2 separate regions of the Mus musculus genome follow, and region 2 is linked to region 1. Evidence: chromatin loops called from intact Hi-C (ENCODE). Cell type or tissue: left cerebral cortex. All regions are shown on one strand. Links, peaks and the distances in the headings refer to the core of each region. The heading gives the core; the rest is flanking DNA.

What was found. A loop is a pair of places that touch in the nucleus more often than their neighbours do. Peaks named below come from ENCODE experiments on the same cell type or tissue, not always from the same donor. Only the 100,000 strongest peaks of a DNase experiment are listed, where the experiment ranks them.
Region 2: it touches region 1 in a loop (2.1-fold over the local background); 1 of 42 quality-filtered maps calls a loop at or near these places.

What each region holds. Positions count from the first base shown.
Region 1 is chr19:14,889,373-14,892,293 of GRCm38, reverse strand. No RefSeq gene overlaps it. Among named protein-coding and RNA genes, the nearest start is that of Tle4, 290 kb to the right of the region's middle. In left cerebral cortex, for the core only: no CTCF peak of the experiment used is centred there; DNase peaks (open chromatin) are centred at 1,376 and 1,741; H3K4me3 peaks cover 796 bases; H3K27ac peaks cover 282 bases.
Region 2 is chr19:15,023,597-15,026,517 of GRCm38, reverse strand. No RefSeq gene overlaps it. Among named protein-coding and RNA genes, the nearest start is that of Gm46645, 320 kb to the left of the region's middle. In left cerebral cortex, for the core only: no CTCF peak of the experiment used is centred there; no DNase peak of the experiment used is centred there.

The DNA of each region.
Region 1 (2,921 bases), core at 293-2,792:
TATGATGCTTAATAAGAACAGTTAAAAAGGAAAAGCATCTCCTTTGTGAGATGGGATGGGAGGGAGATAGAAGCTTCAGGCTTTCCCCACAGGAACTCTGCTTGCTGCTATTAACACAATTAACCTCTCATTGTTAATGACCAAGGTCATTTCCCATGGAATCATCAGGGCAGTTTCTCACTTGAATGTGTGTGTTCTCTCTATCTCTCCCCTCCCCCCCCCCCCCCGCAACACACACACACACACACACACACACACACACACACCAGGGTCTCGCCTGTAATCTGTAATTCCTGCTTGCTCGACTGTGGGCGTTTCAGGACATCCCCTCACAGTTATGAAACTACTGACCGGTGGAGCCTTCCCTGCAGATGGATTTCATTCAGGACTTGAGCTATTATATTAATGGGTTTAATTTAAACAGGACTAGCCTCGCTGGCCAAATTACTGCCATTTAAATCAATTGGTTTAGGGGAAAGACAGCCTGACCAGAGCTATTAGACTTCAATTTATTACTGTATCGGCTTTTAAACCGGGCAAAGTAAGTTTGCTAATGTCTGTCCTCTGTCCCCTGAGCTCAAGTGCAAAACAAAGTAATGAGATTCTCTGGAGTTTGAAAAGAAAAAAGAGAACGTGAAAAAATATATATTAATTTTGAGTCACTGTCTCACGAGGCCAGATAAGGTGCCCCCCCCCCCCCGCAGGAATCCCCATCATAAGACTCTATAGATGTCTTTGATTCCCTTCATTAAACTGAGATTCAAATGACCTCACAGATGTATTACTTTAAAAAGCCTTTTTCCTTGGATCTTTCTTCTTCATGAAAAAAAATAAGCACGGCTTTTTTTTTTTTTTTTTCCTCTCCCTCACACGCACATTTCAACCTGATTCAAATAGAGAGGCAAAGGGGGAGAAAATGCTTTAGATGTGCTCTTTGATTTTTTCCAATCTCGCCTGAATAAAATGGAATGAGAAATCAAGAACACTCAATTAATTGCAACACTGGGTGTCACTAGGAGAGGGAGGGGGAGATGAAAGGCGCATTAGAGATGCGCAGCCTTAACAAATGCATGGATTCAAAGAAGGAAGAAGACGGAAATAAAAAAGCGTGTCTGTATTTTATTGCACTCGGTAAGCTTTTCGCTTGTATTTATAGCTGCAATTATATCTCAATGAGGTTTGTCTACAGTGTTGGCTTCACGCTAATTTTCCCCCTCACTGCATTCTTGGAATAGGCTCGGACTGTTTATGAACCAGACATATTGACCTCATTTACAGCTAGCAGTTTAAATCCATAATTTTTCCACCCACAATCCCTCTTTGACATTCCGGCGGTGCGGCCGGCTCAGCGAGACTGAACTAAAAGTCTCACACTTCATTGAACACCATTATGCGGCTTTATGCTTATGAGCCTGTTTCCCTCGGCTGCCTTTCAGCTTTGCTGGAGATCCGTTTGGCCACAGGCCGGCAGTGATTAAGTGGAAGAATCCAATAAATCACCCTGTCAGCCAGCAGGCTCTCCTCACTGTGTCTACACATCGACATTTGGATTTGCGCCTCTCTCCTCTCTCCCTCTCTCTCTTTTGATTTTCTATCCCTCTTTCCCTCTCCTCCCCTCTTCCTACAGTGCCATTAAAACACCTCTTTCCCTTCACACAAGGTGAACTTGAACTGCTATTGTGAACAGGGTTCCCTCTGAGCCCTCTGGAGAGACAGGCTCCTTTGATTTGCAGTTCCCAGGTCCTGACTTTCCCTCCCCCCACCTTTCCAATTAATTCACCCCTTAATTCTTAGGCCTCGAGGAGGGGGATGGAAAGGGGTGGACCATCAGAGCAAGTGAGAAAGAGAGAGCAGAGTGCTGAAATACCCCAGCTTCCCGTCGGCTCCCTGGCCTCTGGGGAAGCCACAGCACAAGAAGGGGAGGGGAGACTCTCCTCGTAGACTCACATCAGAGCCTTGGCTGGTCTAGTCATAGTCTTTTCGGACCAGTCTTTTCCTTGGGGGTGCACGTGCTGAGTTCACTATTAATTAGCCACGCGCAGGTTTCCCCCGACTATTCCAAGTTGGGTCTGGAAGAAGGATCCAACTCAGGCCTGACGAGCCTTTCCTGGTGTTATCAGCTGAGCGTGTAGGCAGCAAGCTCCCCTCTGTTCTCACTGGTGAACTGAGTTTGTGGAACAGCCTCTTCTTTGGCTTGCCTGGTAATTTCCTGACCCTGTCTCTTTGGTATTCTCTGCATAGCCACAGTTGTCTTTTGTCTGGGATTATTTCTGCACTGTGAGCACAAGCATTTGTTTGATGTCCCAGACATCAAATATACTGTACACTCTCTGAGTGGCCAAAGGAAGTTGGATTCTTGCTTTTGAAAATTCCACTGGCAGAAATGACAAAAGGCAGTATGAACTCCAGACACAAAAGATGGGACAGAGGATGACGGGACCAGTCTGGGGTAGGTACAGCCTTCTCTCCTCCCTAATAGCATGGAATAGAGAAGCGCCTTGGCTATGCTGTGGGTATGTGTAACCGCAGAAATAGCCTGTGAGCCAGAAAGGAAATCGATACAGTCACCAAGGGGTGGCCTGCCTTTGTTATGGGCTTCCAGTCAGTGTTGGGTAGGAAGAAGATCTTACAGAGAGACAAGGATGCCTTTGTGTCCATGCCTCCACCTCTCAACTGATGCTCAGTATGTGTTTCTTACTTCATGTTTGCATTTTGTAAGCTGCCTTCTGCCTTCTGCAAGGTAGCTACATGGATAAGCAGTTAATCAGGACATTATATAGACCTTCAGAAGGAAACTACGAAAGAAAAATGCTCTTACACTCTTCCTGGTATATTCCCCATACCTGACATGCGATAGGAAGTTAGCAGATGTAGTTTCTTCTAAACTCCTTGTTGGTATTAATGTCACTATGCCTCCAAAC
Region 2 (2,921 bases), core at 319-2,818, 130 kb before region 1:
TGCACTTGCTCCATCTTTTGATGCTATTGGAAGCCCCTGATTGAAATGATGACTGAGTCCTTTAGGATGAGAGATAATTTATCAAGGCTTGTGTTTAGTGTTTTTCAGCAAAATACTCCTGTGGCTAGCATGAATGTACAAAATCATCTAGAACGCTTGTTAAAAAATGTACTATCACAGATGTACTGAAGTAGGTATATTTTTTAACATGCCTCCCTGACCCTTGCTTTTTAAACATGCTCTAACTTGAAAACTGATTTCCCAGGGCATGAACCCTCAAAGAGATGTGCCTACCTAGGTAGTATAGATATGAGACTAGGCAGAAGAGACACTTGGTAATTCATACACTTGGCTTTTTGACAATGGACAGGCTTCCAATTACTCCTACACAACCCAGTTTTGAAGTAACAACTTAACACTCAAAGGCTACCTTTGTCAGAAGGATTGAGACTCCAGAGTAGTCATTCTTAATGGTATGACATTTTTCGTTCCCATCGATATGTAGAAGCAAAAACCTGTTGAAACAGTTGTCCTTGGGTTTTACAATTCTCTTGAAAGCAAAAGGAGGAGGAGGACAGGAGGAGAAAGAGAAGGGGATAATGACATGATGTACTTAACTTACTTTTAAAGCCTTTAAAATTATTTGTATATAGTAACATAGAAACTAAACAAATTGCTATGCAACTGAAACAAATAATAATTACAGTAAGCACTTATATCCAATATTATAATTTTGAGGAGTAAAAAAATTCTAACTTTCTAAATTGCTTTTAGTTGCCGTGCAATTGTGAAGTCCAATCAGAATTTACCACTTCATCCTATCAACACCACTCTTCATTCGGGCAGTACCCAGCAAACAGTTATGCATGAGTAGGAAGGAGAATGTAGTCCACTGAAACTGAAACTGGGACTTGGGCACTTGCTTGGTAAACTAGCTAAACTAAGAGCATCTAAGAGCATGGTCCTCCTCACGCTGACATCTTCCATTCCCTGTTTAAAGGTTGGGCTTGTAAGTATAAGACCTGTGTCATAGTCATTGAAGTCTCTCTCAGACATCTTAACCCCTCTATTCTCATCTTCTCTTAACCCTGTCCCCACAAATCTACTGATCTTCTACTTCCATCTTGGCATCTGGCATATCTTCCTTGACAGACTCAAACTTTCACTTTGTAAGTCAGGGAAAGCACTAACCATGTTATTTTTTTTATCTACCCCACCAAATACAAATGCAAGACATATCTAAGACACTCACAAACACACACACACATATATACCCATAGACACAAACAAGCATACATATACATTCAAGATACACATAAACACACATCCACATCCATGGACACAGTTGAACTGTTAGCATTATATCTGATGCTGGGAACATCTCCCTTCCAGGGGAGCTTTATAAAGCCACCTGAAAGAAGAAATCACTTCAAGTGAGGGACTGGCTTGAGCTCTGAGGAGTTATGATTTAGAAGACATTAGTCTTCTTGGTGGTATGATTTAGTGTAAGTAGTGTGTGATCCTCTGGTGTACTTCAAGTACATACAATAGAGGAGAAATGGAAAGGCAGAGAAAAATTCCAGGGGCAACCACAAAGTGACACAGTGGCTGTTATATACTTAGCTTCTGGATCTAAGCTAACCTGGGAAATTGGCTGATTTCTCAGCCTAGGAAGAATTTCAAAAAGGCCCTGAAGGGCAAGCCATACAGTGCCTGTCATCTGTGACAGATAAAGTAGTTCTTTCCCATTTTTTTATCAGAATATTCAAAATAGTTCAGAAAAAAATTAGTGTGATTAGATGAATATTGAGATGATCATTAAAAAAAAAAAAAGAACCCGATGTGTCAAAATTTCAAGTTGGGCTTAATTGTCTCTCCACATAGCTTCAATTAATTTATTTACTCACTCTCATTTATTAAATTTGGAAACTTTACAACTCACTTCCAATGATTAATAATGGTAGCAATTGCTAGGCAAATAAAGAATGATGTGAAAGAGGCCCTTTTTGCATTAGCCAAGAATTAATTCCATGAAAGACGAGGGATGAAGGGCCTTCTTCAGAAGTGCTGGTTGAGGGAATATCCATTTAAGGATGGCAACATAAACAGCCCACGGAAAGGTTAATAAATGAATGGCAGGTGCTCACATATCAGTTCATTTTAAGATCTGGAGTTGCAAATCACCCATGAGAGCTAATGGTGGACTTTATCACTGATGAGACTACACATTCAGCCTACGAAACATAACTCACCCAACTTTTCCCCTTCTTTGCATGTGAATTAACTCCAATGCCTCAGGCTTATAGATGAGTAAGATGACAGATATAATAGCTTGCCATTGCTAAAAGACAGAGTCCCAGGTTGTTAGCTACTTGAGGACCATTAAAATATAGAACCACTATCATTTTATATTAAGTTACATTTTAGTGGCCAATTCCAAACAGTTTGTTCTTCCCAGGGCAGTGAGTGTTATATTTCCCATTAGTATAATATGAAGATAAATGAGGAAGTTTCTTTTGAAGGCAACAGGCAGAACATACATTGTCATAGCTTTTGGAGAAGGCTCTGGTGGGCTTTTATCCCTCGGTGTCTGCTTCTGTAAGGTTAGAGAAAAGGAAGCTAAGAGAGACACTAGCCAATATTTCCAGGGGGTCCTATGATTTGGATGTGTGAAGAATAAATGGCAGCTCCAACTAGGGCTAAACCTGATTGGGCTGACTCCTCCTTCTCCACATAAATTTTAGACTCAAATACACATTGTGCCTTTGAATTTGTGCCTGAAAACAATTTTTAGTAATGTCTCATCATTAGCTAAAACTCACTGATATAATTATCTTTCTATATGTGATTAAAGATTAAAGGACTTTGATATTGCATGTGATTCTTTTTAATATGTGCCTGAGTTTGTTCAGGAACTCATC